3 separate regions of the Mus musculus genome follow, and regions 2 and 3 are each linked to region 1. The links are chromatin loops, found by intact Hi-C in ENCODE. Cell type or tissue: left cerebral cortex. All regions are shown on one strand. Each heading gives the region's core, and the rest is flanking DNA. Links, peaks and the distances in the headings are about the cores only. Region 1 holds the start of Myocd (myocardin). Region 2 overlaps Myocd (myocardin). Region 3 has its middle 96 kb from the start of Gm26128.

What was found. Peaks named below come from ENCODE experiments on the same cell type or tissue, not always from the same donor. Only the 100,000 strongest peaks of a DNase experiment are listed, where the experiment ranks them.
Region 2: a loop joins it to region 1, with 2.5 times the contacts of the local background. A loop is called at or near these places in 8 of 42 quality-filtered maps.
Region 3: it touches region 1 in a loop (2.7-fold over the local background); 4 of 42 quality-filtered maps call a loop at or near these places.

What each region holds. Positions count from the first base shown.
Region 1 is chr11:65,263,246-65,274,342 of GRCm38, forward strand. It overlaps Myocd (myocardin), which reads right to left and starts at 6,744. Exons shown (of 13, transcript NM_146386.3): 1 at 6,399-6,744. The coding sequence starts at 6,453. It overlaps Gm30586 (a long non-coding RNA gene), which reads left to right and starts at 6,680. Exons shown (of 3, transcript XR_001780238.2): 1 at 6,680-7,018; 2 at 10,826-10,892. In left cerebral cortex, for the core only: CTCF peaks have their summits at 5,183 and 7,013; DNase peaks (open chromatin) are centred at 5,201 and 6,848; H3K4me3 peaks cover 873 bases.
Region 2 is chr11:65,191,867-65,202,963 of GRCm38, forward strand. It overlaps Myocd (myocardin), which reads right to left. Exons shown (of 13, transcript NM_146386.3): 7 at 8,928-9,053; 8 at 4,236-4,528; 9 at 3,202-3,355. Among named protein-coding and RNA genes, the nearest start is that of Arhgap44, 34 kb to the left of the region's middle. In left cerebral cortex, for the core only: a CTCF peak has its summit at 5,582 (motif pointing right); a DNase peak (open chromatin) is centred at 5,586.
Region 3 is chr11:65,524,890-65,535,986 of GRCm38, forward strand. No RefSeq gene overlaps it. Among named protein-coding and RNA genes, the nearest start is that of Gm26128, 96 kb to the right of the region's middle. In left cerebral cortex, for the core only: a CTCF peak has its summit at 6,044 (motif pointing left); DNase peaks (open chromatin) are centred at 3,246, 3,464, 4,704, 4,981 and 1 more place.

The DNA of each region.
Region 1 (11,097 bases), core at 1,806-9,805:
AAGGATACGTCTTGTTTGAACAAAATTTGGCGAACTCTCTGTTTTGTCTAAGAATAGTGATCCACATCTGGTTAAGTAAAACTTGATTTATTAGCAATTCTGGGAAAAAAAAGATAACCATTACCTGCTTAATAAAGCAGAAAAATCTAAGAGCTTAAAGTATAACGTTGCAAAGCCATTTGGCTAATGCCTGTTGTTATTGTTGTTAATCCTATTTATGTCCATCAGAATCTTTTAACTACTTCAGGTTTCTGTCCTGTGGAACTCACATGCCAGTGTGTCAAGCAAGCCATTGCCATGAGGGGAGTAAGATTTCTCCCTGTAAAATGAGTTCTTAGGAACTGTCAGAGATCTTTCTCCCATAGAGCCCTGCCGGCTGCAAAGACCATGAGTCATTTTGCCAACATGCAAATGGAGGCCCAGAGAGCAAAGCTAGCTTTCCCAAGGTCACACTGTCAGGGAAGATATAGTAGCACCCACGTGGCTCTGCCTCCAGGACGGAGGGAGTCATAATTCTGCAGATGCCTGCAGAACGAACCTGCTGGTCCTCCATCCGCACCTGGACGGAGATGCCAGGTGCCTGCTCACCACCTGTCAGGGAGCTTGTTGTGGGTAAATTGCATCTGCTCTCATTCAGGTTAAACTCCTCTTAAACATGTCATATTTTAACCCTGGGACATAGAACTTGGCTTCTGCCCTGTATTTAGGTTTTCTTCAAATTAATCTACTGTGGATTAGAGACCACCGAAACAAACTCAATACAATGTGATATAGTCTTTTTCTCTATCTGTCATATAATGTAGCAGACAAAATGAACGCCGTTTGCTCTTGCTTTAAAAACAAAAAAATACCTACTTCTACTCCCTTCCACCCCTCCTAGTGCTGGGGACTGAATTTGGAGCCCTCTGCATGCTAGACAGGTACTCTCACACAGGCACCATCTTCAGTCTCCCCTCTCCCCCAAACACTTTTTTGTTTGTTTCAGAGAATCAGAGGTCACAACTCAGTCATAATCCTTGGTGGGTGGTAAACAGCCACACATTACCATCTGCCCAGAAGTGATCTCACTTAGTGAATCTGACCAGAGCAATTATGCACATAGCCACCTCCAAACTCCAGAGTAGACCCTACTTTCTGTCTTCAGAACATGCCCCTCCTAGTCTCGTCCGCTTTGATATCCCTTTTGCATTATGACTCTCTACACACTGCCCTCCTTTGGGACGTAACTATTGCTTGCGTGTGAAGAGCTGGCTGAAATTCTCAAGAGTCTACTCACCTCTCTCTACATCCTCCTTTAAGTTAATTTCAACCCATACCCACGTACCTAAAAAAGATGGCCTTTTATTGATTTTTGAACAGTCTTAGCTGGGGGATATGACACGTATTTATTTCTGAAGTCCCAAGGATCCAATCCCGAGTCTCCTACGCACATACTGTATTCCTGAGGGACATCCAGCTCTGAGCACATGTTTTGTGGGTTCCCTTTCTATGCCACGCCCTGGCCTAGGTGGTAGAGAGTAAAAGGCTGTAAACCAAAAGCAGATAAGAATTTTTCTTATACACATAGAATAATAATATACCAGTACATAAGTAAAATGTTTAGTCTGTGCAAAGGTTTGGAGTGGATAGGAGATAAAAATAGGGAAGGAAGAAGGGCCGGGCTTTTGCATCTAACTCAGATAGGGAGAGAAAGCCCATGCTGTATGAATAAATCCACTGCTATCAGACTTGGGGACGTGACCCAAGTCTGACCCTGAAAGTGTCTTTGCCTTTTACAAACGATTTAAAATATCACTGGACATGGAGGCACATGTCTCTAATCACAGCACCAGGAGGCTGAGGCAGGCGTATTACCCATCCTGGGCTACGTAGTAGGTTATAGCTAGCCTGGCCTAGAGAGTGACCTGGTCTTGAAATTAATTAATTAAAAGATGAATTAAGATACCTATTTTAAAAATTAATCATTTAAAGCCCAATTCAGTACAGTCTCTCTTTTTTTTTTTTTTTTTTTTTTTTTTTTTTTGGTGTTTTTGAGACAGGGTTTCTCTGTGTAGTCCTGGCTGTCCTGGAACTCACTTTGTAGACCAGGCTGGCCTCGAACTCAGAAATCCGCCTGCCTCTGCCTCCCGAGTGCTGGGATTAAAGGCGTGCGCCACCACGCGTCTCTTATGACAATGCTTTAGTGTTTAAATTTTAACACTTGTACTGTTTAAAATTTCACAAAAATAGTTAAGGCCATTCAGTTGTGGGAAAAGGTAAAGTCTTCAGGCTGAAAAAAGCTTCAGAGATGAATCAGTTAAAACCTTCGGTTTTGCACAGGACAAAAACAAGATCTGAAAAAGCCAAATTAAATCGACATCTCTATAGGTTATATGTCATAGGAAAGGCCTTATTTTAGGTTAAATTTCTTGTCCCAAGCTCTAAGACTAGCTAGTGGCTCAGGCAGCACGGGGATATTTTTTATCATATAGTGGACATTTCTTCCCATAGTGTCTATGATGGTAAATCAGGGGTCCCCATCCCCATCTAAAGACCTCAGCTTGTAAGAGAGACAATCCAGTCTGGTTAAGGGTCTAGATTAATTAGGAACTCAGTAAATCTACTACATCATCTGCAGGACGAAGAAAAGAGGGACAGGAAGGGTCTAAAATCCCTCAAGGAAGACCTGGGCTTTCCATTGGAGAAACTACTCACATACGTGGGGGCCTGGATCCTGGGCATCCACTGCCTGCCTGGATTGTCCCCAGCTTCTTTTAGCTATAGCTGTGCAGTATCAGAGTCTCCTCTTTGCCAGGAAGGCCGAGATGAACCTGCTGTCCTCCTTCCCTCTGAATCCTGGGTCTGCTCGTGGGCACCAGGGTTCCTTCTCATGCCGTCCCTACTTCACGCTGAGACTTAGCTGAGATATGTATTCTGTATTTTGGGGGACCCAAAATCTCAAGAGGCTCATGGGATATTGGACAGGACAGCAGAGTGTTGGAAAAACAGTCCCAGGACTGTAGGTGATTGCCAAGGAAAATACGATAGGCATAACGAAGTGCGTTTCAGAGAAAACTCCATCCTAAATATTGATAAATACTGAAAGCTTTATCATTGTTTGTTCAAAATTAAAACTGAACAGGGTGTTCCGTATTCCTGTTTGCCAAATCTGACAATTCTACACTTGTGGGGAGGGCAAGGCTGGGCAATGCCAGGTACCAGAGTTAGCCTTGGTTTGGGCTGATTGAGATGGGTAACAGAGAGAAATGGGAGAAACAAAACAAAACAAAACAAAACAAAACAAAACAAAACAAAACAAAACAAGGAAAGGCATTGTTTCTTTTGAAACAAAACCCACAAAGGAACCTCTCCATTTTTCTTTTTATCTGCTTGTATTCCTGTGTGGGCCCTTGACCCAGAGAATGATATGAAGAAAAAAACTTCAGAAAGTTACACCAATTACAAGAACTGGATTACGAATGAGAAAAATGAATTCTGTAAAACGTGGTCGATTTAAAAATAACAACCGTATTGCGTCTAAGCAAGCTGCCCTCTACTCGCCCACCAAGGCCACGCAGCCTCATCAGCTCACTTGTTCCCACATGATCTTTACACCTCCCAGGAGCCACGGACAATACCAGCGTGGCCTAAGAAACCACATCATTTCACCTGGACATCTACAAGCTAAGAAACCAAGGTCTAGAAGGAAGCCACGGGCGATTGATGATCCCACTGCTATTCGTCCTGAGCACTGTTTGGCCAGGGCTCACCAGCATGTCAATGTCCTAACTCAGGTACTTGTGTTATCAGATTTATCTCTTCTAAGCACCATGAAGTCACCAGCATTCTCCACGTATGAGGCACGTAAGATGCAGAAGAGCTATGATGCTGGCCTAGGTTAAAGGTCATATAGCCAAAACCAAAGAGGTGATGGCTTGAAAACCCAGCTAGTCTGACCGAGACCCGCACATTCAGCCATGACACCCTGCTTCTGCTAGGTAAGATTAATTAACATCACTAAACATGTTCACAGATGTAAACATTCTGAGTCCCAAACTTTCATGGCAGGTCAGTCAATCACACGTCTACTTGTAAGTAGGGAGTTGGTAAAACATGGTTGCTGCCCACGCCAGTTTCAGAATGAGAGGGACTGTCTGGAGATGGTGGACGAGTCCTATCACAGCAAGCCCATTGCTATAATCGTAAGACAGTTTACTTTCAGTTAGTTTTGAAACATTAATTTTAAAATCATACTACCAGGATCTACTATTGAAGTGAATATTCACTGCTATATACGAAGTTTTAGAGTTGGCAGCTGGAATCCCTCAAGAAAGAAATGGGGGTGACTGAGAGGGAGGGAGGGAGGGAGGGAGGGAGAGAGAGAGATATCAAGGTGAACAAGAGACCTTCCTCATTCATTTTTAGACAGAAAGTGAAGCAAAGTCCCCTAGGCAGAGGCAGTTAATACAAGGCCAGGCAGGCCTCAGGGCCACATGTCCACCATGGTCACTCTGTCCAGGAACTATAACCAGTAGCCATCAACTGATTTACAATCTTACAATAATGTTTTTCTTTCTCTTGTGTAAGATTATCAAGCACAACACCTAAGATGCGCAACTGGCTTTGTCTGTCATCGATTCCAGTCCCCTCAACTTTTAAATCAAAGCTTAAATTAAGCTTCCTACTTCTGTATTATGCTTCGACAAACTACCTTCCTTATGACAAAAATGCCTGAAAAACGTGGGATTGGTGCCAGGCAGTGGTGGCACATGCCTTTAATCCCAGCACTTGGAAAGCAGAGGCAGGTGGATTTTGAGGTCAGCCTGGTCTACAGAGTGAGTTCTAGGACAGCCAGGGCTACACAGAGAAACCCTGTCTTAAAAAAAAAAAAAGTGGGGTTGGACTTCTTCAAAGCTCCAGGATAAAGATTCGCAGGGTCCAGGTAGAGACCTCAGGCCTGCACAATCCACTGAGTTAGGGGTTAAAATAGTGCAAACAGTTTTCCCTCTCCACCATATTTCAGCTGAGGAATTCCTTGATAAGTCTGTTTTGCAAGCCCACTATCAAGAACATCACCAAATCCTTTTAGAAATGATCCAGCAGCCTCTCCCTGTCCCTCCGTCTACCCCATTAAACTGCACGGGAGCAGTTGAAATAAACTCAGCTTTATGCAAAAACAAAAATGACATCCTTGCTCCCTCAGAAAGGTGGCAGTATTGCCTTGTGGTTTTGAGCAAATTACCAAGCATGTGAGGTCTCTGATGAACAAACTAACCACCTCACCTCAACATGGAAAGGACAAACGTGCATGGCTGACCCCGGTGGCTAGTGGTTAGGAGACACACCCCAGGCCTCCAGAGGCACTGTGGCTCCTGGCCACTTCAGCTCTTAAGTTTTCAACTTGCCTCACTAAACAATCCTTCAAGAAATCCCCAGAGTGTCCCATCCACACCTAAGGATCAGGAACAACTGAGGTGGTTACAGAGGCTCCTTATGGCCCATCACCCACTGTGCACAATTTCTGAGCCACTCATTTCAAGACAAACAGTTGAGTAGCTCCTTCAGAAGGACCAAGGGAATTGACAGAGTGAGTGGCACCAGCATCAGCCAGCACCTGTTACATGGAAGGCTCACACCAGAGCTATCCACCAAAATGTTCGTTCTTAGAAGGTGCCCTGCCATCATTGAATGGCCCTGTTACCACTGTTATAAAAGCAAGAATGGGCAAAGCTAGGTAGCCCTTCCAGGATGCGAACGAGGGAACACAATCCTGCGTCTTCTGTAGGCCCCCACGTACCCTTTCCTTATACTCACCTCTCCTGAGTGTCCCTCCAGAAGTTTCTCTGTGTGCCACTAACACAACAATTTTAGGGAAAATTGTCCATTTATAAATATCAGATGGTTTGGGAAAAAATATTTGTGGCGCTGGTTTTTTTCCCCCATGGTGATGTCATTTAAAAATTCTTGGTGTGCTCCAAATTCGCTATTTTTACTTCCTCCAAGTGACTTTTTTGGGAAATACATTTGTTTGGATTAGCTACATGTTAAGTGACCCCTAGACGTCTCACAGTCCTAGGCACATTGTCTCAGCGGTTGTAACTGATAACGCGCCCACTCTATAACTTCAGATCCTGGAGTTGCCCATTTCAACACAGTTCCTTTTGGGTCGTCCCCTTAAAAATGTCTATTTACCGATAAAGGAAAATATAGTAAAATAAAGTAAAACATTGGATTATTCGTAAACAAAACTCAAACTTAACACAGGTCAAAGGGAAGACATTTGAAGGCATTCAGTCAAACACAGTGTTCATTTTGGGGAAACAGAGGGAAGGCCGCCACCTCAGGCCCGAAGCATTCATTGTAAAGCAGTTGAGTGGTAGAGATGAAAAGTTTAAGGAGTGCTGAACGCCTTACTCTACCTGATCGGAACTTCCTTCTAATCAGCAAAGAGTGTTCAGACCCCAGGAGTGTCATGGTGAGTCTCAGCAAGCCGCTGGTCGTTGGCCAGGCGCCCCGCTTTCCACCAGAAACTGGCTCCCGGGAGCCCAGAGGACAGCAGCTAACAACCCAGAATTCATCCAACTCTTGGGGAGCTCCCTTGGGTAGGAGGACGCACAGTGGCCGCCAGTGTCCCCAGAAAACTGGCGCCTCCCCCCTCGCCGCTCGCGAGGCTAATTAACTCCCAGCAGGCAGGACCCTCCTCCTCTGAGGGTGGCCGGGAACAGCCGCATCCTAGGCGTTCCTGGCTGATGTCATAGGCTGCCAGCGGTCGCGGAGTACCGCCACCACGCCTTTATGAAGGTCCCAAGTTTGCTATCTGATCCTCTTTACTACTGACAGGAGATCAGCCAATCAGGAGCGGTGAGCGGGGCCTGGGGACCAGACGCGGCCCCAGGAGTCTTAACAGCCGGCTCTTAACTCTTTGCAGAATAGTGCGCCAAGGCTGCTTGCCCAGGCGGGAGTCTCTGCACTGGCACCCCTAAATCGGATGCCCGAAGGCTGCAGGCGGCGCCCGGCGTGCAGGTGGCGCCTGGCGACGGTAGGAGTGTATCTGCTTGTCCTAGGTGTGCATGTCCCTGGTGTCCCCAGCTTACTGCAGGGCTCTGGAAGGTACATCTCCAGAACGCGCTGGAGCCTGGGCCAAGAAGCTGGGTTGGCTTGCAACTCCCGGGAGCACCCGCTTCCCCTCTGTATCCGAGCGGTGGTGCTTCAGGAGACCGATGCCTGGAGCAGCTACTGAGCGGCTGAAGAAGTGGCAGAAAGTCTTTCCCTGTGGTTGGATGTTCTCTTTGGATTCACAAAAAGTTTGTGTCTGGGGACTGAGCCCAGAGTGCGATTGGTGCAAAAGTTGAGCGTACTATTGAGCACTCAACAGGGTAGGATTCGGTGGCCTGGGCAAGCCAGATCGGAAAAGTGCAGAGGTTTTTCACGTCCCTTTCATAGTGGGAAAGGGACCCAAAGAGGCGCTGAGGATGCGCGTCTCTGGGGTGCCTGGGGTGACAGGGTCCCACGTGCATCATTAAGTACAACACATGTTCTAAGACAAAGATTTAGATAGTTGGAAAAAAAACATTGAACTGCATACATACAACACACAATTTGCCACTATTTGCAACTTTATATGCACGTGAGCTCCCAGATACAATTCTTTACATCTCCCCTTTTGTCTCAAAGCTGTGAATTCTTGAAGAGAATGACAATGACAGGTGGAGGCCTAATGTAACAATATCTGTTAGGGACTAATCTCTGCCCTGATCCGGGGTCTTCTGCCTCTATCAACTGTTGCTGAAGACACCCTAGGGTGCCCAGACCTTCCTTTTTCCCATTCTCTGGGTTGCACCAATGCACTTGAATCTTGGAATTCGTTTTCTGAGATAGGTAATGCTCCTCCTCACTAAATCAGAGAGGAGGTGGAGCCCTGCTACTCAACTTCCTCTTGTGAATAGGGTTGGGCAGTACGAGCCTACAACAGGCTGCCTCCTGTGGTAGCCTGGCAGTGGTTGTGCATTCCACAAGCAGTGCTGAACTGGGCTGTTCCTGTGGGAACAGATCACAGCCGCTTTAATGGCTTACATCAATCCCGATTCATTACCTTGCAGGTTTGAAGGCTGGGAGTCAGAAACTGGTCTCACTGAGTTAAAAAAAAAAAATCAAGGTGTTGGCAGAACTGTGTTCCCTTCTGGAAGCTCATGAAGAGACTCCATTTCCTTTCCCTTTCCAACTACTAGAGGCCACCCATGTTCCTTGGCTTCCAGCCTGTTCTTCCATCTCCCAAAACAGAAATTGTGGGTCAAGTTCTTATTACATCTTATCAGTCTAGCTCCTCCCTCCCCACCTTCTGCATCTCTCTCTGAGTTAACCTTACTTTAAGGAAAAACTCTGTCAGGCTAGCTGATGATGAATCCTTATTCCCACTTGCTATGCAATGTAACATAATTGCAGATGCCTGAACTTGGAAGTGAAGGGGAAGATGTTGTATTGTGTGTTACATAGAGAAGGTCTCTCTCGTCCCAGCTCATCAAAGAAGAGAAACACAACAGAGGAAGGACTGGGAGGGGTCAGGCCCGCATGTCTAGAACAGCCCTAAGCAGGGTTGAGATGCATGGGGCAGGGGCGACTCCAGAGAAAAGAGGTAGCAGGATAAGGGACATCACAAAATTATCCCATGGAGGAAACTCTGTGAAACATGAAAAAGAAAGAATAGAAGGAAAGACCCAAAGGAATGTTTACACTGAAGACAGCAAGGCTGAGGAGATGCCCACGGCAACTTAGTGGGGCTTTCTTTATTCAGTGGGAGTTGTGATAAAATCAGCTGAAGGATCCAACCAAGGGTCTTTCTGACCCAGAGGGACGGAGGGGGTTGGAGTGTGTGCTTGTGGACAGGACCACAGTCCCTCTTTTGCTGGCTTTCTTTTATTGTTATTTAGTGAGATTAGTGAGATGAGGTCTCCCTGCCCTAGGATTTTTTTTTTTTTTTTTTTTTTTTTTTTTTTTTTTTTTTTTTTTTTTTTTAGTTTTCATCTCAAAAGGAGTTTATTCATTAATCCTTAAAGTAATATTTTAACTAATTCTTCAAGAATTTCATATTATCAATTTGGATCATATTCATGCTCCCTACCCCAACCCGATTCGATTCAGATCTCTCTCCACCTTCCTTGCCTCCCTACCCATCCATCTCTGAGCTGCCCTTGAGGTATTGTCTTCCTCCTCCTCCCTCCTCTTCCCCCTCCTCCCCCCTCCTCCTCCCCCTCCTCTTCCCCCTCATCCCCCTCCTTCTTCCCCTTTTGCATTATTTAAAGCCATTGTGTTAGGTTTGTGTTGTTTAGCTGCTCTTGTGAGTAGAGCCTGTTCAGGTTGACCACAGTCTTGCCTCAGCCTCTGGAGTGCTAGAATTAAAAGAGTAGAGCAGCATGCCTCCGTTCTTATTTTCGCTTCCTGGCTTTCTCCCTTCCTCTTTCTCCCATCTCTCTGTCTCTTGGTCTCACCCCACCCCCAGCAGCTCCATGGATGAGTTGGGAAACCCTGATAACCACAGTTCTCCTCGATTTTTCCCATCAGAGAATAGAGCAGCTGACTTCTGCCCTCCGGGATTTCTAGCCCTTATGGCTTTGGGATATCTATGGATATAAATATGTGCATTATAGAGGCTCATCCTTTGCCCTCTATGCTCAAATATTTTTATGACTTTTTTTGGTGGAATTTGGACAGGCTGTTCCCCCAGGAGAATGGAATCTCAGACAGCTGCTGTCAGAGTGTAGCCTAGCAATGTAGCAATGGCTGCTGCTACGATCTTACTCCTCCATGATGATTCTTCAGTATTCTTCCCTTTTGCTATGGAACTTTGCTTCAATTTATTTTACTTTACTGCTAGTCAATTAAAAAAAAAACTGTGTCACAAATTATAGTAACATGGCATGTAAAGACATGCACTAATGGAGCCCACATGCAAGGATGCTCTCTCAAGATTGTAAATTCTTATATAGGGATGAAAAGAATACATTATATAACTATAAGGTAGAACTAACAATCTTTATTACTAAACTGAGAGTGAGGATGCTTGCCTGTAAGCCCAGAACAGGGGAGGTAGAGGCAGGAGGACCAGGAATTCTCTGTCATCCTCAGCTAGAGAGGAAATTCCAGACCAAGGCCTGGGGAGACCCTGTCTAAAAATTAAAATAAAACAAAGAAAGGAAAAAGTCTAAACAGCAGCAGCAGCAGCAGCAACAATAACAGCAAAATTCATTGTCCTTTTTTGATGCTTCCTTGCCCCAGAGGCTTCAGGACAATGTGCTCATGGGTCTGTGGTGCTATAGGTAAAGACCATCATTGCAATAGACCATTCCATTTTTACCAAAACAAACAAACAAGCACACAAACTTCATTGTTACCGAAAACCATACTCTATTCATACTAGTGCCATTTGGCATTCTCAGCAGGCCAGCACATGGTTAAGGGGAGGTAATACTATATAAGGGGACATGAAAGTCAATGCCGGCTCACCTTAGAGCTCTGTCCTCCATAGCTGTGCTTCTCAGCATGAAGGTTAACATGGGAATGGTTGTGTTCATAGGCCTGAGCCCGGAGCATGGCTCAGGAGAGTCAGCTTGAATTCGGATCCTTAGAGGCTTCCTTCCCTGAGTGCAACATGAAGTTCGATAGTGGGTCACAGGCAAGTGCAGCGTGGTCAGCTCTCCTGGGTAGGTCCAGGACCTGCGTGCCTCCAGGAGGAGGCTCCGTCTCAGCGTGGTAGCTGGAAACCCGGCTGAATCAGTTTTCACAGTGATCTGGAAGAGTCCTTGGTTTGGATGTCTCCTGCTGTCTATAGTCTCTCTTCTTCCTTTCACAGATCTGACCACTTCTTCTCCCTTCACACACTCTGAGAACGCATTCTAGGATCTGTCTGTGTCACCAAGGTAAGTACCTGCCTGTCAGGCAGATTTGCAAACTCAATTAACTTCAGTGGGAGGAGAGTAAGAAAAAAAACAAACAGACAAACAGACAAACAAGAACATAGAGGTGAAGGGTAGCATTCAACAGATGGAACACCTGGTTGTTTGTGTGGTCCCAGGCTCTCTGTGGCCACTTGGGAGGAAATATAGACCTATACCACCCTGCTCC
Region 2 (11,097 bases), core at 1,914-9,913, 71 kb before region 1:
GGCTGTCCTGGAACTCACTCTGTAGACCAGGTTGGTCTTGAACTCAGAGATCTGCCTGCCTCTGCCTCCCAAGTGCTGGGATTAAAGGTGTGTGCCACCACTGCCCGGCTTCTTAATTTTCATCAAATACTTTCCCCAGTTTTCAAAATTCTTGGTTCCTTCCCCTACTCTCCCTCACATTCAATTCATTTAGAAATAGAAATTTTAAAAGTCATTGTTCTACAATATGAACCAACCAGTACCCCCAGAGCTCATGTCTCTAGCTGCACATATAGCTGAGGATGGCCTAATAGGCCATCAATGGGAGGAGAGGCCCTTGGTTTTGTGAAGATTCTATGCTCCAGTATAAGGGAATGCCAGGGCCAGGAAGCAGGAGTGGGTGGGTTGGGAAGCAGTGGGTGGGTTGGGAAGCAGTGGGTGGGGGGAGGGTATAGGAGCCTATCAGAGAGGAAACTAGGAAAGGGGATAGCATTTGAAATGTAAATGAAGAAAATATCTAATTAAAAAAAGTCATTGTTCTATAAAATCTCTCATTCTCTCTCTCTCTCTCTCTCTTTCTCTCTCTCTCTCTCTCTCTCTCTCTGTGTGTGTGTGTGTGTGTGTGTGTGTGTGTATACGCCCCGGAGGCAACCTCAAAGATTTTTTCTTGTCTGTCTGTCTGTCCCCTCTCTGAGGCAGGGTCTGTCATTGTCCTGGAGATCACACAATTGGGGTTAGACTTGCTGGCCAGAGAGCACCAGAGATCCCTCTGTGTCTGCCTCCCTGGTGCTGGGGTCACTGGTGGTCCTGGGGATCAAACTCAGGTCCTGGTGCTTCTGTGGCAAGCACTTTATCCACAGGGCTATCATCTCCCCGATCCTGATATCTCCGTAAGGAGGAACCCAATTTCTCTCAGTGCTCTTTACTTTTACACTGTGAAATATCTACTAGAGAACCACCAGCTCTACTGTATTACCTTCCTGATCATTTCAAGGGAGGCTCACCTTCTTAAATCCCCCATTCCATCCTTCCACAGAGGCGAGTGCTCCTTTATTCTCTGTCTCGCCTCCTCCCACTTCTTTCCTTCCCATGCATTTGACTTTCTCTCTCGCTATTTCATTCACTTTCCTAGTGTTGGCTTTGCTCACTTTGCCAAGGATTCTAGTTCCTGACCCCACAGCCTGCAGCATAGCTGACCTGAGTGAGGTTAATGTGTTTCATATCCTAGAAAGGAGCTAGGTTTGCTCTTGGTAGCTGTTCAGTATCCCCAACCAGAATAAACCTGTCTCTGATCCTTCTTGAACCCTGCAATTCTGCTCTTGGTATAACGTTCCCAGGATTCAGAGCCATGCCTTCTCACACACCAACTGAGAGGTCTCATCCAGTCAAGCTTCCTCCCTTCAGCCTTTCTTTCTCTTCTCATCTTTCACAGTAATGGCAAAGCCTTTGCTATCGGCCACTTAAACTAGAGCCCCATTCATCATTTATAAATTGACTAACTTGCTTGTCATTGCACCTCTTCAAGTCTCTGACTTTTAATTTTTAATTTTTAAAAACTAGGCTGATAAGATTGACCTTACCAGATAGAAATATGCATTGAGTGGCTAGTTTAAAAAAAATGCTAGCTACCTTTACTAAGACCACCATGTTCTTGACCTGTCCTAATTATGAGATTGCTACCAACCAATGATTCTGATTTTGGGCACACAGAGGGAACCAGCTTTGGGAACTCTCCTTTGCTTAATGGCACCAGAAGTTCTAGACTGTGTTTTCTCTGGTGCTTTTCAGCCGTTAAACAAGTATTTTCTATGGTCCTTCTGGGATGGTCCTGATAACTTCTATTCTGGCTCTATGACTATTCAAGTGTGAGTTAAGACAACTCATTGGGTATTTGAGCCATCACAGCTGGCTTATTTCACTTAGTGTAATGCTTTCAAGATAAAATGTCATCTTTTATCTCTGTAGATTTATGACTTGGGGAATGGAAGGACTGACCTCATTGCTCCAAAGGGTATTTATTTTATTTTATTTTATTTTATTTTATTTTATTTTTTTATAAATTTGGCATCTTTGTGTAGGTGTTTAGATGCCAGACAGAAACAAGCCTCGGGTGACTTGTAGAAGAAATAGAGGGACCTTTGATATCAGGCTTATCTTATTGGTTCTTGGCAGCCATGGAATATTCTTCAATTTGGAATAACTGCTATCCCCTACCCCACAAAAATCAAATTAAGGGTTGGAGACAGAAATGGGGGTAATAATGAAGACTGATAATGGAGAAATGGCCAGGATTGGTTCAGTGAAGTCTATGAGGACCTTTAAGGATACAGGATTTTAAAGAAAAAAGGTTACAAGATGGTTTTTGGAGAGCAGTAGGTAGTGTGGGAACCAGACAAACAGGGGCCATCTGATGAGTGTGTGGATAAGGTTCATACACTGTAGAGACCTTATCCATCCTGCTCTGCCTCCATATGGATACTGGACAGAAGGGGAACATGTCGATTGATCTTAAGGAGTGCTTTGAAACATACCAGGTTCAACTAGAAACCCAGTGTCATTTGAGTGAATATAGATCCCTGTGATCTGTAATAAGTTGCTGGCGTGTATATTCCATCTAATAAGCTGTTACATCAGGGCAGAAGTTCCCAGATTTGGGGACAGAGGAGGAAATTGTTTAAAACTATATTGACAGAGGGTTGCTAACATTGTTTCTTATTCAGTGAGGAGCAAGACACTCATTTAACAACTGGATAAAAGAGCGCAAACCACTCCACTTTCTTCAGTACAGTCAGCACTTCCTAACAGGAAGTTGACTTTAAAACTAAAAAATGTTAGGAAGAAATATAGGCACATTAGCTATATGGATTGTTCTGTGGTACATGAAAAGCAATCCCATGGTTTCTGGTTTTTTCCTGTTTCACCAGAGACGGCCAAAAATTCACCAAGAAATTTACCATTGCTTTCGGACATTCTGGAAGCTTTATAAGTCGCACACCTTCCCTCTCTGTTAAGCTCTACTCCAACTTAATTCATTTATGCTAATGAGAAATCTCAGGTGCAGCAGAAAAGAACAGATCGCTCAATCAGCCTGGGGAGGCCGAGGCAGGACCTGTAGGTTTGAGTTTGGCCATTGCACTGTAAATTCTGTGACACCCATGGGTCTTTCTCATACTTTCTCCCTCATCTATGTTTTACTCAAGAAAATTAGGTCACATTGCTTACCTTGAGATCATCCAGGTTGGGTGGGAGGGGGCCTGGTTTGAGAGAAGAAACACCAGTTTGTCCAGAAATGCTATTTTTGACAGGGGATAGAGGGGTATTGCTCAGTGGTGTTGAAGAAGGATTCGGATTTCTGGCCATCTGTTCATTTGGTTCTCTGAAAAACAAAAGGCACATGCAATACAATACAATACAGTACAATACAATACAATACAATCAGACCTATGTGGGTGGAGCTTGGGACAAGTCACAGAGTAATTGCCTACAGGGGTCAGTGAGGTAACAAATCAGTAGAAGAGGATGGGAGAGGGAAATCAATAACGTGATCTAGACAGCATATGCAGAAAATCCCCAGCTTCCTTCCTAGGACACTGAATGACGTGATGGAGTCAGAGGCCTGGGGACGCATGCAGGTCCACCCATGACCTAGCTGAAGCAAAGGCAGGTGAAATAATCCTTGTGTTAACTGTATGGGTGAGGATGCCAACCATGTAGAATATGAATAGGGACTGGCAATACAGGCACACAGCCTGGGTTCAGGGGCCAGTCTCAAAAGCTGACACATAGATCTTTAGCAGTGACCTCAAACTGCCAGCAAAGTCAATTCTGTATTCTTAGACATTCCACAGTTTAGTTTGGAAACACTATGAGTTTCCCTTTCCTCTAAAGAACATTGATTTATTTGCTTCCTCTCAGCCTGCCTTTACTTCAGCTAGGTCATGGGTGGATCTGCATGCTTCCCTAGGCCTCGGACTCTATCACAACATTCAGTGTCCTGGGAAGGACACTGGGGATTTTCTGCATATGCTGTCTAGATCACGTTATTGATTTCCCTCTCCCATCCTCTTCTACTGATTTGTTTTCTCACTGACCCCTGTAGGCAATTACTCTGTGACTTGTCCCAAGCTCCACCCACGTAGGTCTGATTGTATGCATGGTTTCTAAAGGGAGTCAGAGGCCAAACATATCACAGAAGGACATGATGTAATACAGGACACACTGGTCCCAAGCATCTGACCTCAGCTCGAGGCACTCACTTGAGGTGTGTTTGGTGCATCCCAGGGTAGCTGAACCGCTGCTGCTGCTGCTGCTGCTGCTGTTGCTGCTGCTGCTGTTGCTGCTGCTGTTGCTGCTGCTGGCTGAGGATCTGTAGCTGCAGGAATAGCTGCTGTTGCTGGAGCAGCCGGGCATAGGCAGAGTCCATGGGTGGGGGAGACTTCTCTGCCTTCTGGTCTGGGGGGATGTACTGATGGTATTTGAGCTTCTTCACCTTTGGTTTGGGGTCTTTGGGCTTTTTGTGGCGGTTCTTACTGTCACCCAAAGACTTGGACTGCAAAGAGAAGGGAGAGATGGCTTGTGTTGTAGGTGATGGTTAGAAGATTTTTTTCCCTCAAATTCTGGGAATACAGTAAGGCACAGCACTCATGTATCAGATGAACAGATTTTACAAATCACCACCCTCACGGCACATAGGCACCTTACACCTTACTGGGCTCTTGGAGCTTTCCTGGAGTGGAGTTCAATGGAAGCTTATGTTTCAGTAGCTTATATAAAACCTATAGATATCTTAGCACTCTGGTGTGGGGGTCACTCATGAGAGTGTATGTAAGCAAGCACTTCAAGTTAAACATATGGTAAGTTGACTTGCTAACATTGTATCTGCAGACCCAGAATATGGTTCTCAAACTGAAATACACCTGGAGACTTGCCTTCACTCACATTCAAAACTACCCACATCTAGCAGGAAGTCACACCCTCTGAAATACTGATTCCTTACTGTGGGGAGGGCTACCCACACCCCACACCCTTTCCAGGAGTCACTAACCATATACTATCATCTGCACACCATGAGGGAGTAAGGGCACAACTTTGGGAAATTAAGATAAGTGTTTGAATATCAATATGATATAAGTTTACTATATATAAGTTTCATCCCATACAAGATGAAAAAAATTTGTTTGCATCTTAGTGTTCAGCATAAAGATCATAAAAGGGTGCAGTCTTAGGGGATAGAGCACTTGCTGCCAAGCCTTGAGTGAAGAGCTGACTTTCATTAGTTGTCTTTTAGCCTCTACATATGTGCTGTAGTAGGCATATACTTCCATGTATACACACACACACACACACACACACACACACACACACACACACACACACAGAGTTTTTTTTTTTTTTAAGATCATAAAAGTAACAAGGGTCCTTTAGAAGGATAATTCTATACATAAACTTCTCTGGGAATCAAAGGGCCCTTATATATGAAGAAACTATAAGTCAACTGTCATGGAGTAGTAAAATAAAATCCAAATCAGATTTTATCAAAGGTGGTTCAAAGGAAGAGCATGGGCATCAAATTGGAAGGAAAGCGCAGTACCACCATTGTACAGAAGAGGGAGCTCCTGAATAACTGGCAGGCACAGTCTCCAGGGCAGCCTCCAGACTACAACTTCAAGAAGCACGTTTGAGAGTGACCTCCAACACTCCAGCATTCCATCTTTACTGACTTGGGCACCTTGTAAGCTGCAGGCGCTTTTGTTTTCTGAATCTTCCTCTCTGGGACTAATGAATAATGATTGGGAGTATTTCTGTGAGCATGGTGGCTTTATTTCATTCTACTCATTAATCGATTTCGATTGGCCTTCTGGTTAATTAATCATACTTCTGTCTTGGGTGAGTTTCTGCAGGGTCTGGTGATAGGTAGGGACTGTTGCTGACTCAAGGGTGCTGAGGATGCCTTTGTTCCCCTATATTGCCTTAGTGCAGGCATCAGGAACATTCCAGAAGATAGTGTGTAACAAAGGTTATTGACATGACACACCTGTACAGTTTCACTCTTTTTGTGAGCACAGGGGATACTTGCTCTCTATTTGCATGTCTCTCTTTCTCTTTACAACTCACAGGACATAGAAGATGCACACATGCGTTTTCTTAAGGGTGGACCAGGGATGGATCCACTGTGGCATTGAAGTCCCAAGCTGTAGGACTCATCAGCTGGAAAAAGGAAGGGGGGATCCTATGGCTAGAAACTCCAAGACTTTCGAATGCAGCACTGATTCAAATTACAGGAGATAAGTTCTTTATCACAGTATCCAGGTCTCCTAACCACCTACCCAACCTCCTGCTCCCTTCTCCTCAAGCTTGCTGCTGCCGGCAACAATGTTGCTGTCTGACTCCAGCTCACTTTCAAAGCTGGCTCCATCTTGGGAAGTTTGTATGCCCTCCTTACTCAGCATGTTGAGGGTGCAGGGCAGTGGTCACATCCCTAATGATGGAGTGAGGAACAGCGGAATCTAATCTCCAATTCCCCTGCCTAAGCAGGAGAGCCTCTTTTATTATTGATGTAAAATGCAAGGGGCATTTTTGTACTTTCACACTTTTGTGTGAACATCATCTTCTATCCAGTCCCATAAAATCCCCACTGTTCCCAAGGGAATGCCTTGCCACCAAGGAATCATTTCCCACTTTCCCCTCTTCATAGCTGCCAATCTTGTAAAACATGCTTATTTTGGACATTTGAATCCATGAAACCCTGTTGAATGTATTTTGGACATTTGTATACATGAAACCAAGTTGAACATGTTCTGTGTCTGTCTTCTCAAACTTGACATGTTTTCAAGGTTAGTTCATGTTGTGGCAGTGTCAATATGGCATTACGTTAATGGCAGGAGTCAATATGGCATCCCTTTTTTTCTATGACTGAATAATATTCAGTGACCTAGCTCCACCATGACTTTATTCATCCATCAGTTGGTGGGCATTTGGGTTGGTTTGAACTTGGAAATATGGCAAATAGTGTTGCTGTGAAGACCTTGTGAAGAATTATTAATTCTTTCAGGTGTCTAGCTAGGAGTGGAGTTGCTGGACCACATGGTAAATCTATTCTTAATTCACTGAGGAGATGAAAAACCTTTCCACAGCAGTATGAACATTTCATATTCAGACCTGCAGTGTGTGGGGCTTCCAACTTTCTTACATCTTTGTAGGCATTTGTTGTTGCCATGTTTTGATGGATAATATTCTAGTGCACATGAAATGATATTTCATTGGGCTTTAACTTTGCACCTACCCAACGACTAACCACAGTGAGATTGTTTTCATGTGCTTCTTGGAAGCTCCCATATTCCTAGAGGGATATCTGTCCAGACCTTTGCACATCTTTCATACTTACACAAGACACTGTGATGGTTCATGATGGTCTGAAAACCCAGCTAGACTATAGAGGGTGAGATGATGTTCTTACTGGCTTATGCATGACCTCTGGGAGATTTTTAGGTATCTTCCTCTTCTATAGGATTTTTATGGCTTCTGAGAATAATCTGTGAAGTCTCTCTTCAGCCTTATAAAAATCATATTGTGCCAATTGGGTTGAGTGGTTCTATCCAACTCAGCAGTTTCCTTCTAAGAAGCCTTCTAGATCAGTGATTCTCAACCTGTGTGTTGTGCCCCTTTGGGGGTCCAGTGTCATATCCTGCATATCAGATGTTTTCATTATAATTTGTAACAGTAGGGAAATTAAAGGTATGAAGTGGCAATGAAATAATTTTATGATTGGGGTAATCACAACACGAGGAACTGAATTTAAGGCTCTCAGTACTGGGAAGGTTGAGAACCACTGCTAGATGAACAGAAAGTGTTGCATCTTCAACAGCTGGGGTTTAGGTAGTGATCATTCAGAGGCTCTGGGCAGTCACCTATAAACAAGCAGCCCAGTGGACCAGTGGAGTTTGTATGGGTATGAATTTTTTCAACTGTCTGTCATTCTGTTCTTCCTTCGGGATCCTAGCACATCTTTGTGGTATGGGGAGGTTGACAGCTTTACTAATTTGAATTATGCAAAACTTAAGTATTCAATTAGCAGAGCTACTATAATTCTGCTTTAGAGACATCTTTACCAATAATGGGAACCTTCTCCATCCCATGTGCATCTAATAGATGATAAAACTATTATCGTATCATTGACTATTACTTTAATTTACGACCTAAAAATTTCCCAGAACTGTGTCGCCAGGTACTAAAGGTAGCAAAAGAATCGAAAAGAAAAGTGTTCCTAACTGAATCCAATAGATGTTAGCTAGTACAGAGTAATATAAGAAAGCCAAATGGCTGCAATGTCTAATTAGGAGACAGTTCTCTGCGAATGGCTGGACGTAATGCTGGGAAAATAAGTATGAAATACAGTAGTCACTGCTGGCTGTCTCCTGTGGGCGTAACTCCTCCCATGCTCCTTTCCCCCATTGCATTAGAGCTCTTGCAATACCCACAGCTTCAGTCCTGCTCCTGTCACATAAATACAACTGCTCTGGATGTGTTTTATGATCCTTACAAGTCTCATGTGCATTGCAGTCAGCTGTATCTTTCTTCAGGGTGAACCTGGAAAATCTTCATTTTCCATTTTGTGTGGTGTAGCCCAGACTGACCACGAACTCACTGACTTCTATTTTTTCCCTTCTGGGTGCTAGGATGACAGGCATGTACCACCTTGTCAGGCTCATGAAATCCAAGCCACAGACACGCTGGCTGAGCTATATACCCAGTACCGACAGGCTTCCCTGGTGCTGAGAGTATGTGCATGGATGACACGTGCCACTTTGTGGCTTTTCTAGTTGCCTGAACCTGTGTCTGCTTTCATGTAAGTCTCCTCATGCCAACAGAACCGCTGGGAAAAGCTCTGCTTCGCATGGCTTCAGGGAGCCTAGCCTCAGACACAGGCTGGGGCCTAGTCCAGTCCATACCTTTACAGCAGTGTGCACAGGAATCGGGGTGCTGAGGGGGCCGAGAACCTGCTTCCCAGGGTCTGACTGGTTGCCTGGCTGGGAGGCTGCATCATTCTTGTCACTTTCTGAGCCAGGAGTGAGATCCTAAAATGCAAATTGCAGTGTTACCAAGGCACAAGAATAGAGCTGCTGCATCATTCAGCTGAAGCCCCCTTGCGTTCACACCAGCTTCCTGTCCTGGTATTATCAGGGGCTCCCTATAGGAGGACATTCCAATATGTCACCCACTTCAAAGCTACCTCTGAGAAATAAAGCGAAAATGTCAGTACCAATTCCAGAAGATGGAACTTACTTCTGGTTTGATCTGAGCAAATTGGGACATCTGGTCACCCTGAAGGAGAGCTCTACATAATAATGAGATCGGGAAAGAAAGGAAATGGGGAGAGTGGGAGCAGAAGTTCTGAGAAAAAAAGAGAACAAGCAAAATGAGGGGAAAGGGCATGTGTGCACAAGTATGAATAATGCCTGTGGAGGTGTTCTAGTGTATGTGTAAAGAGAGAACTACATGTGTCTCATTGTATAGGAGTGTTTGTATGTGTGCATGTGTGTATATGGATAGAACTATGAATATGAGTGTCAGAGTATAGGAATATGTGTGAGTATATGCATGTGTATTTGTAAACATTCATGCTTCTTTGTTGACCATATATGTGAGCATGCATGTGCACACATGTTTGTGTATATATGCATGTACATGCCTTTGTTAATATACATAGTGACATATATATGCATATATATGTGTATATATATGCAGTAATAAGTATGAGTACCTTCCTGGGCATGTGCACACATGTATGTGTACATGCATGTTGATTATATGTGTATACATGCATTTCATACATGTACATGTATGTGTTTATGTATGTGTCTGTTATATATGTTTATGAATGTTCACACTGGTATATATGCATGTTAGAATATGTGTGTATGAGTACATACCTTATGTACATGTATCCCTATGTATATATGTTTATATGAATCTTTATATCAGTATATATGTATAGAAGGTAGATATAAAAGGAGAAGAAGTGCCAGAATACAGGAGTAAAATAGTATGTGTGTTTTACATGTGTATTAGATCCATGTATTTGCACATGTAGGGTCACATATGTCTTTATGAGAGGTAGGCTTCTGTCTGCTGAGGGTTCCATGAAAAGAATAATTCTTTTCTTTTCCTTCCCTACATTTCTATGCTATGACTCAACAAAAGGGCAGGGGTCCTCACACCCCTCCTAGGGGGCCATAACTGAGCTTCACAGTTCTCCTCTGAACCCCTAAACCCCACCATCTGTCACAAACCTATGGGTTTGTGAGAGCTGCTCGTCTCTCAGAGCCTCGGTGTTCTAGCCTTTCAGACACAGTTGCTGAGAGAAAAGACAAAAAGCAGCCCCTGCATTTGCAGTGCTTGGCCCCTTCTTCCCCCTCTGCTAGGGTTAAGCAGAAAAGAACGACCATTCTTAAACCAGAAGCCAAGGGGTTTGCTGTCAGAAGAATATGTGCAAGTGGTCTGACAGCCCGTTTGATGTTATCAAAGACGTCTGACTGCAAAGCTCAGCATGGGTGTGCAAGGGAAGAGAGATGCTTTGATGAGGGACTCCCGCAGGAGGAGTGCACATCCAGCCTGCTCTCTCTCACGCCTGCCTCCTCCTCCCACTTCACATTTCCTTCTTGGCAACTTGAAGTGTGCTGTGATGGGGTAGAGATAGGGATGACAGTGGCCAGTAACCATCATGGTTCCAGGAAACTGGACCTTGAATAAACATCACTGTAGCTTCCCCTCATCTGGATGGATGTTCCAGTAGGAAAATAATTTCAAATACAAGTTGAGCATCCATAATCCAATATTCCAACATCTGAATTGCTTCAAAAATTCAAAACTTTTTGAGTCTGACAAGAAGCCATGAGAAGAAAAGGCCATAGCACAGAACTTAGCTTCATACACACACACACACACACACACACACACACACACACACACACACACACGTATATATGTATATATATATATATATATATATGCACACACACATATATATATATAATATTACATTATATTTAGGCTATGAGTATATATGCATATCTAAGATACAAGTGAATTCTGTGTTTTGATGTGGATCCTATCCTCAAA
Region 3 (11,097 bases), core at 1,932-9,931, 260 kb after region 1:
AAGGATGGACCATCTAGAGACTGCCATATCCAGGGATCCATCCCATAATCAGCCTCCAAACACTGACACCATTGCATACACTAGCAAGATTTTGCTGAAAGGACCCTGATATAGCTGTCTCTTGTGAGACTATGCCAGGGCCTAGCAAACACAAAAGTGGATGCTCACAGTCAGCTATTGGATGGATCACAGGGCCCCCAATGGAGGAGCTAGAGAAAGTACCCAAGGAGGTAAAGGGATCTGCAACCCTATAGGTGGAACAACAATATGAACTAACCAGTACCCTGGAGCTCATGTCTCTAGCTGCATATGTATCAAAAGTTGGCCTAGTTGGCCATCTCTGGAAAGAGAGGCCCATTGGACATGCAAACTTTATATGCCCCAGTACAGGGGAATGCCAGAACCAAAAGTGGGAGTGGGTGAGTAGGAGAGTGGAGGGGGGGAGGGTATGGGGGACTTTTGGGATAGTATTGGAGATGTAAATGAGGAAAATACCTAATAAAAAATTTTTTTAAAAGAAAGTGAAAGTAATATAGAAAATGTTAACCTGTCAATGTTACCATGCCATACGGGGTGACATGTCTTTTTTAACTCACTGTGTTGTGTGATACCCAGAAACTGAACTTTTGAAGAATAAAGAGATGTGAAATATTTTTTAAAAAAAGTGGGGATAACGAGGGCCCAGCAGTGAAGAGCACCGGCTGCTTCTCCTGAGGATTCGAGTTCAGTTCCCAGCACTCACAAGGCAGCTTACAAAGCCTCTGTAGTGCCAGTTCAGGGGATCTGATGCCCTCTTCTGGGCTCAAAGCACACTACACACATGGATCACTGGCATACGTGTAGTAAACCACAAAAACACATTTTATATTTATAAAAAAAAGAGAAGACAAAACCAAACCTCATAGCTAAGAGTGGTGGCACATACACGTAATCTCAAAGTTGGAGAGACAGAGACAAGTGGATACCTGTGAACTACTGGGCAGGTTCTAGCAAAGACAGAGTGTAGGGAGGGAGGGAGGGAGAGAGAGAGAGAGAGAGAGAGAGAGAGAGAGAGAGAGAGAGAGAGAGAACGGAAAGGTGTTAGATAGCATCTGAGAATGTCCTCTGATCTCCACATGAACACACACACACACTATACATATCTACATAAAATATTCAACTATTCTCAGATCAAACATAGAATTTCAAACATAGGGGATGATTTTAACAGAAAGTATAATGCTTGTCTGTCTCTGTCGTCCCCCTCCCTGTGTTACAGCTAGTAACAGATATCTGAGCTATTAGCATACCCGTCATCTTTCTGTTATAACACATACCTATGGTTAATCAAATTAAAGAGCATAAAGGTTTATTTCAGTTCACAGCTTTGGAGGTTTCAAATCCATCAGTTTTCCATGGTGATTCAGGCTGTATTAGGCAGCACACCATGAGAGAGAACTTGGTATGGTAAAGCCATTGGCTTCTTGGTGGCTAGGGAAGGGGGTGGAGTTTGGAGAAGATCTGGGGTTTCAATCTACCATTCCCAGGACATATGCCAATGACCCAATTCCTTTTAATTAGGTTCCACATCCCAAAAGTTCCACAACCTCCCACAGTGCCATTAGATGTGAACTATGACCTCAACACGTTGACTTCTGGAGCAGGAAAGACATTAAAAATCCATCGCCGTAGACAGTGAACACTACAGTTTTTCTGGCCTCATGGGTACCATAAATACAAACAAAAAATGTGAAATAGTCAGTTGTGGATGATTGCTGCGATGAGCAACCAAGCAAGACTGAGGTGTCGTTCTTGTAGACTTGCAGTCAGGATCAAGTCAAGGATGTGAGGGAATCGAAGAGATGCCCATTAAATGCTTAGTTGTGGAGCAGACACTGAGAGAAACGAGGAGGAGATGGGAGGATGCAAAGATCTTCACAGTCTGACAACAAACTTGGGCTTTCCAAGGAAGAGTTCTAAGTTTCTGGTACCTTCAACTGTGCTCTGAGCACGGAAAATGAGCAATTCTTCCAGGGTACAAGTGCCTGGGTTTGTCTGGCTAATCTTAGGAAGTTAACAGAAGACATTGGATTACGGGAATAGGAACTGTATTGCAAACTTACTCTGCAGTAAACCCTTTTTTAGGTAAATAAAAGTCACTTGGCTTTCCCTGGCTGTATTACACATAGTTTCCTTGGATTTTTCTAGTACTAAGTCCTTGGAAATAAATATAACTGGCTTAGAAAAATAAAATATGGCCCTCATTCTGCCCATTCCCTTGCTATTGTGGGTTTGTCCGTGTTAAGACACTTTTGTAAACAACTCTCATGGCAATTGAAATTGGAAATATAAATAAAGGGGTCCCAGTCTCTAGGCTGGCATCAGAATCAGCCTACAAAACTTATCGTATTCCAAATTTTAAAATTAACATGAGGGGGCTCTGGCTTCCTAATAAAGCTGGAATCCAAGCAGACAGAATATACGAGAAGTGTAGGAATGAAGTAGAAGCATAAATGTTTTATTTGCAAATGTCTTGGAAGCTGTAAAACATTACCTATTGAAAAGAAAAAACATAGGTACAAAGATTTTTCTCAGAAAGTTGACATTCTGATATGCAGACAACTTTCACAATAGAATTCAATGTCCTGGTTTTTTTTGTTTTGTTTTGTTTTGTTTTTTGTGTTTTGGGGGTTTTTTGGGGGGGGGTTGTTTTGTTTTGTTTTGAACTCACTCTGTAGACCAGGCTGGCCTCGAACTCACAAACCGCCTGCCTCTGCCTCTCAAGTGCTGGGATTAAAGGCATGTGCCACAACCGCCCCGCTCTCAATGTCCTGTTTTATGAGAATTCACACACACACACACACACACACACACACACACACACACACACACACACACGCAAACGCACGCACTGGCGCACGCACACACTAACCTTTATAAAAGTTATTCGTGTTCAAAGCGAGGAGCCAGGGTGGAACATGCGTTTTAGTTGGCAGAAAGAGAGAGGCATGGGTGTTGCTATGAGGAAATCTGGAGAGTCAGGTTGTTGTAACCCCTTTGGAGGGTAAGGTACACACACTAAAATAGCCAGTAGCTGGAATAAGCCACTCCCAAGCACTGAAAAAAGAAACTAAAGGAAGAAGCATTTTATCGAGGAATAAAATATGTAAATGTGGATGAAAGACTAGACTCTAGAAGCCAAGACCCCTGTATACGCAGCCTGCCATAGAGCAATGGCACCTTTATAAAACGTGACTACGGTGTGGGAAGAGGAGTGATCTCGATTTTCCATTTTACAGGCAGGATATGTTCTAGACTTAAATTTAGTTTTTCTTTTTCTATTAATATAGTATCAGTAGAAAAATTATTCCAAAAATAATTTGAAGAGGACTTCGGAGCCAATAAGAAAAAGGCGACTTCCTAAAAACATAAGTCTGTGTGTTGGAGGTGCTGAAAATGTCCTAAAACTGACTCCTAGCAGTTGCATAACTCTGGGGACATGCTAAATCTATTCAATTAAATGTTTTAAGTTAGTGATACATGAATATGTTGCACCTGAACAAACACGCACACACAGGCATAGATACACACAAACACACATGGAAGTATAGTAGTTCGTTCTAAAGTTTTGTTGTCTTTTCAGATATTTAATTTACAAGTAAAATCATACATAGTTGAAGCCACCACGTGAGATTTGATATGTGTGCATTGTATTCTTAACTAATGAAAAATATAGCAGCACCACGGTTACCAGTTTTGTGTAAGGGGGATGGAAGACATGAAAACCTCTTTCTTAATAACAGTAGCCATGTCTACAGCTCCTGTGCGTGTATCAGCCCCCCAACCCACCCCCCAAGAACTTGTTTGCCTTGTAACTGAAAGTTCATAGTCTTTAACCAACAACCTATTTTGTTCTATGGTTGGAAGCAAAGACTGGTATGTGAGAATTTAAAAGAAAGTATATTTAGAAATTTCCAGGGACTGATTTCCAGTATGCTGTGGAGGAAGCAGACAGTTATCAGTTGGGTGGGGTCCAGTAGCTAAGCAGGTCTTTCGTCTCATTTTCACCTTTCCTTACCTGCTTTGCCTGAATAGCCATCCTGAACTGCACACTGCCCCTTTCCTCAGACTTCCCCTATTTCAACAGTGTATTCTCATTTATCTCAGCTCTGAGTTTTTCATAACATTGAATTCTGTTTGTGCTATTTGCTATGTGTCTTTTGTGTCCTTCTTTGTTTTTTTTGAGACAGGGTTCCTCTGTATGTAGCTCTGGCTATCCTGGAACTTGCTCAGTAGAGCACGCTGGCCTCGAACTCAAAGATCCACCTGCCTCTACCATCTGATTGCTGGGATTAAAAAAAACATGTGCGTCACCACAGTCCAGCATTGTTCCATGGTTTTTAAGTTCTTGATTTCTTAGATAAAGACTTTGGGGTGAAAAAAATCTATGTTTCCTCTTTGTTCTAGGCAACAACTCTCTCTCTCTCTCTATCTCTCTATCTCTCTATCTATCTCTCTCATGTGTGTGTATGTGTGTGTGTGTGTGTATGTGTGTGTGTGTAAATGTATGAAGTTCCTTTTAAGTGCCTTAGACTTTGATTGTCTATAACATACACCAGTTATGCTAGCTGAGGCGATCCACGAAGCAAGTGAAATGGACAGGTCGTTCTCTTGATTTAAAGGATGCCAAAATTATTTCTGGGCCTCAGACACTTGTGAAGAATCATGAATATTTAAGCTTCAGCTACATGCAACTCACTTCATATTAGACTCAAACTTCACAGGCACAATCCATCCTAAAATAGGACCATTCTTTTAAAATCCAGAGTCTAAGCTTGGAAAATAATTTAAAACATACTTGTGAGGTCAAGGGATGAAGTGTCATAGTCACTGAATAGTGACTTGTTTCAGAAACCTTCGCCATGTAAGTAAAGTCACCCAGTTTCCTGGAATATGTAGTTGATCCCCCTGTCTTAGAAGATCGTGGTAAATTTGCTGGAAGAGGTCTCTGAAGCCTACTCCCTCCTCCTCCATCCAGAACAAACTGGCTCCAGGAGAAGCACTCCCAAACTCCATCATTTTGTTAAAGCCTTCTCTTTTTTTAAAATTTTTTTTCCAGCCATGAGCTCATCACTTTCAGTTAATAGCAATAAGCGATTTGTAAGGAGCAAGTTACATCAGTCAGTATAAATAACCAGCAACGGCCGTGTCTGACTTCCTTGAAACGTTGACTCAGATGCTGGATCTAAGCGTCTACGTAGCAAGGCATCTGGATCCGAGCATCTAGGTAGCAAGGCTGCAATCTCTCAGTCCTTTGTTGTCGGTGAAGTTAAAGGAAGGCCACAGAAGCCATGGCACGAAGCACCACATTCCACAAATGCAGACTCTTTAGGTAGGAAAGACAGAAGAAGGGTGGACAACGTTCCTGGGTTCACTCAGACCACATAGATTTTGCTTTTCTTACAAATAGGAACCCTTTTACTTTGGTAAAACCCTTCATTGCCGCCTCCTCACAGGATGCTCCTAAGAATCCCAGACATAAGAGACTTTGCTGTCTTCAGCCACCCTGGGGCCAGAGCATCGCTCCTGATACTGACCCATGCTTTGCTTCTCCACTGCTCAAGAAAGAAGAGGTGAGCATCTTTGTTTGCAAACACAGCTGGTACTGGAGGGTAAGGAAGCTAGAATATGGCTTTTGCATTTACTATTATCATTTACTGAGCCTCAAGTTTTAATTAAATCTAAACAATGTTTTTTTAAGGAGTAGGGTTTGGGCTTCCGAGACAGAAAGCCCCTGGGTCAATAACAATCTCCAACACTTACTCCATCAGCTCTTGGCAGGATTTCTCCAACCCAGGCAAGGCAGCAGAATCTGGACCTACAGTGATCGCCCAAGAAACATCTCCCATTCACCACCTGCTCCAAGGAACCACATGGACACAAGAACACAATTTGATCAAATGAGGTTCTACACAAATAAATGTTCCATAGGCCTGCCACACATCCGAGTAGGACGTGAAGCTGTCTCCACCAGATAAATATAGAGCTCCTCGTTCTGGAGTGATAGGTGCCACCCTGTGGTCAACTGAATAACCAACAGATCCTAATCTTTACCTTAATTTTCGTTCATGGCCCCATGACTGTATCACCTTGCAATTCTCCAACTAAAGGTAGAATACACTTTTCCTGGGGTACCACCATCCAAGTTTGCTTGAAGCTGACAGATTTCCCACAATGTGAACTTCCTAAGTCCTAGAGTGTCCCTAGAAAGCTGAGGTGGCTTTGTTAGTATCAAAGCCTCTTCTGGTTTTGTCTTTAGGTTCAGCCATGTAACTTGTGTTAGCCACTGAGATTTTAGCAGATATGATACACGTCACGTTTGTAGCATGCATGTATGCTGATGTTTGAGGACTTGCGTCCTGTCATTTCCCTGTAAAGAGTTTCCTTCCATTGTGTAGCTGCTGTCCGTTACTGTAGGGCCTGAAATAAACGTGAAAAGGACCTAGTATAACCTGCAACTAGAAGCCAAATCCAGGGAGAACAATCTAGATGTAGCTAAGAGCTGTCAACTCCCAACAGACATACTGACATGTGAACAAGCATGAATGGTGGTTGTTTCAGACACTGACTATTGGAGTGGAATATTACGCAGCAGTAGCTAACTGATATCTGTTATGTCTCTCTTTCCTGAGATCAGCTAGTCTTTCCTATCATCAGCAGTAAGTCCTATGTTTTATTCTTCAGGGAGGCTAGGTATACCCTTCCTTAGTAGCAAAGCTTTGATATCAATTCAAAATCCACTGAACAGAAGGAAAAATGGAAACTCCGTGGTTTCTTGCTTTGTGAAATGAAAGAACAGGAATACCTTTGACTCATGATGTCTTCTAAGTCACTTATTAGAGATATAATTATCTCCTTCTCAAAGAACTATTCTAGAAACAAGCAAGTTAAAGGAACATGCTTATGTTTCTCCAAAAGCATAGAGGCTTCAGGATACAGGCAACCATGTTGCATAGGCCCCAATGCGCGCGCGCGCACACACACACACACACACACACACACACACACACACATGCCTCATAACTTTCCAGAAAGGAATGAGAAATGTGAAAGTATGAGACCGTCCTTACAACTACAGGAAGCCCTCTGACATCTTGAGGAGATTGAAAGCTGAGGAGCAGTTGCTTAAGAACCTTTCCTATGAGGGAAGAATGGCCGTGAGAAGGGATGAAGGCAGGAGAGGTAGTAAGAGGCTAGACGGCAAGATGCTGAGAACACATTCCTGACAAACCAAACCAGGGCCGCCTTTGTCTTTGAAGGTGTGTGTGTGTGTGTGTGTGTGTGTGTGTGTGTGTGTGTGTGTGTGTGTGTGTGTAGAGGATTAATTTGGTGTCACAGAAAATTGTTAACATTGGCTTTGCTTCTGGGGTATTGGAGGCCTCACAAAGACGAGGAGAATCTGTAAAAGCTCAGCTGAACTGTGCAAAGAAACACAAATGCCAGGCCTTTATGGGATCTGGTCACCATTCATTCGTGAAAGCTTCCCAACACAATAACAATTATCCATATTGTTAAATATGTAAATGCAGCCAGATTAACTGTGTTGTAAATTTTAATTAATAGCAGCACAAAACTTGGCATGTCCTCAGTCATCACTGTTGGCTGTCCCTGAAGTCTTGTCAAAGGCTCCCGACTTCGAGGAGCTTCGGAGAGCATTGGCAATGATCGAAAGGAGCTGAGATGCCTCAGAATGCCTTTTCACTGTGTGAGGTCACCATAGTTCTGTGTCCGTCCACTTCCCAGGGTTTTCAGGGACACACCCGCACTAGCTAAAACATGCTTCTTACTCTTTTCAACTTTCTCCCAATTAGCTGTATAGTTCCCTATTGTGTATCTATATACCAGCCAGATGGCTTATATTCATCTTATTTACACTATTTTCCCTAGCCAAACAGCTTTAATCCAACAATATAAACCAACCCATGTAAACTTGTTGCTCTCAAGACCTACAGCAGCCTCTTCTCTTCCTTCTCCCCCTAGTTGGGTCACCTTGTGGTCCTCCATCCATCTGTCCAGTCTCTTCCTCCGTTGACTCTTTCATCCCTCTCCAGGGTTGTCTCTTCTTTCCACAGCAACCTTTGTGGGTGGTCCTCCTAGCTAGGCTTGGCATCCTGTCTACTCTAGAACATTTCCTCTTCTTGATATGGTCCATTCCAAAGGCCATTTCCCGAATCATCCATATGTGTAGATGACATGATCCAGCAGACAGGTCATTCTGGAACTCGAATGCCTGATTGGTTCATCACTTATGCATTTTCTGCCCCTGCTCTTATGATCACCTTCTCTACAAGTTAACCATACCCACCAAAGGGCTAAGCTGGGCCTAGTGTTTTGCTTGGCTATAGACAACACTAAGGAGATGTTGTCCCTGAACTGGGGGTGAAAGATTTACTTTGGGAAGGGAAAGTTGGAGGTAGGGGGAACTCAAGAAAGGATTAGCAAGCTGGGCAGTGGTGGCACATGCTTTTAATCCCAGCACTTGGGAGGCAGAGAGTTTGAGGCCAGCCTGGTCTACAAAGTGAGTTCCAGGACAGCCAGGGCTACACAGAGAAACCCTGTCTCAAAAACAAACAAAAACAAAAACAAGAGAAAGGATTAACAAGAAATCAAACAACTAGCAACACAAATATAAATGAATACATACATGCTAGACAGTCGGATGAACTCTATGCACACTAAGGCATAGTCAGATTGATTCTACACCCAGATATGATAAGAGTGTTGTGAGAAAAGAAGGTTAGGAAAGATGGGTCCTAAGAGGGGAAGGTTTAGAGATGAACTTGAGAACCATTTGATCTTGCTAGACAAGGAGCAAAGCTGGTGTAGACTCTCCAGTAGCATATGCTGAAAGGTGGCCATGAGACAGATCCCTGGAGGCCTGGAGAGATGGCTCAGTGGGTAAGAGCACTTGTTGATTTTCCAGGAGACCCAGAGCCCATATGGTGACTCACAGCCTTCTGTAGCTCCAGATGCAAAGGATCCAATGCCCCTCTGGCCTCTGTAGGCACCAGAAATGCAGGTGGAACACAGACATACATGCAGGCAAGACACCTATACACAGAAAATAAAAAATTAATCTAAAATATATTTACAAAAACATTTCTAGGATAGCGCTTCACACAAAGCACAGGAATGTGGGAACGGAGTGCTGATTTTTGAGAACCTTTTAACTAAACACTTCTAATGGCTGCCCAGTTCCCACCAATCCCCAGTCTCCCTCCATGCTTCAATACTGATAAGAATGGCTTCTGGTGCTTATAACTAAGACTTCAGGTGCTGGGTTTGGGTTATTACATAACATCATTATACCTCAGTGATGGGACACAAAAGAGAATAAAATTATCAGGTGACTTTTTCATCTTATTTCCCACAAATATACAAGGAACATTTAAAAAATAAAATAAAATAAGTGCCCAGAATCTGAATACCTCAGAATCCAGTACTTTGTATCATTAGTACTGTGTATACTTAGTACTGTGCATCCCATCCTTAGTACTGTGCATCCTTAGTACTGTGCATCCTTAGTACTACTGCCCATTCTTAATACTGTGCATCCTTAGTACTGTCCATCCTTAGTACTGTGCATCCTTAGTACTGTCCATTCTTAGTACTGTGCATCCTTAGTACTGTCGATTCTTAGTACTGTGCATCCTTAGTACTATGCATCCTTAGTACTGTGAATCCTTAGTACTATGCATCCTTAGTACTGCCCATCATTAGTACTGTGTATCCTTAGTACTGTCCATCCTTACTACTGTGCATTCTTAGTACTGTGCATCATTAGTACTCTCTGGATAAAGTGAATAGTGGAAAGAGACTTGGGCTCAGGAAGGGCAAAGTTTTACCAAGAAGATTCCTAATGAATTTTCCTCATGAACTCTCATAACTGAAAGCTTTCTCAATAGGTAAAGACAAAGGTTTTAGCTGCATACAACAATGTGTGTGTGTGTCTGCACATGCGTGCATGCACGCGCACACAAAAATAATACTGATTTAAATTAAGATGTATATATATATAAACCTGTATCAGCGAGTGCTTCTGGGCATGAAGAACAGAGGTTGGGGGAAAGAATATTAAAGTAAAAGCCACATAAGGAGATGGGACCAAAGGAAGTGATAGACTGCCGATAAGAAAACATGGAGGGACTAGAAATGACAAATTCTTGATCGAGAGGATGGCAAGTTGCCATGCCTATCTCTGTCCTTTCTTCCATTTCTCTCACCAGTTTCCTGAGAGTGAGTAATGTATAAAGTAAAAGGGGCCAGAGGCTGGGGAGATGGTTATTCACTGCAGTGCCTGCTGCACAGCATGCAGTACTGGGTTTAGATGGCCAATACTCACACAAAAGCCACACACCTGTAATCCCAGGACTGAGGGTTCAGAGACAGGAGCATCCCTAGGCCTCGCTGACCAGCAGCCTAGCTGAAAAAGGGAACTCCAGAGAAGTGGCTGATCCTGCCTCAAAAAACAGGCCGAGAGGGACTGAGGAAAACAGCCAGAGCTAACCGTTGGTTTCACATGTGAATGCGCAAGCATACATGCAGGCACAGATGTGAGCACACATGCACTCATGAAGGAAAGAAAAGGAAGAATAGGAGGAGGAAGGAAGGAAGGAAGGAAGGAAGGAAGGAAGGAAGGAAGGAAGGAAGGAAGGGAGGACAATGGAGGAGAAAAAAATTATTTGGCCTAAAGCTCTGGAGTTTAAAAGGTCATCACCAGTGGGCCATCTGGTAAAGTCCTGCCGAACCCAGAGCAGGTCAGTGGGCACACACAGAGCATGAGAGTGATGTGGTCTTAGAAAACATAGTTAGAAAACCCAACAAGAAGGCTCTACCCCTACCATGAAGATACCCCTCACAAGTTCCCACCTCCCAATCCTCCTGCCTTGAGAAATTAAGCCCTAGCATGAGTTTTGGTGGAGGCAAAGCATGGCAAAGTCTAATGAAGCAAAGTGCCAGCTAGTGAAACCATCTGCTTCTTAGTTAGTCTTCTGAAGCAAGAGCATTGGAATTGGCTGGGAAGCCAGAAACCCAAACAACAGACTGCCTGCTAGCAGA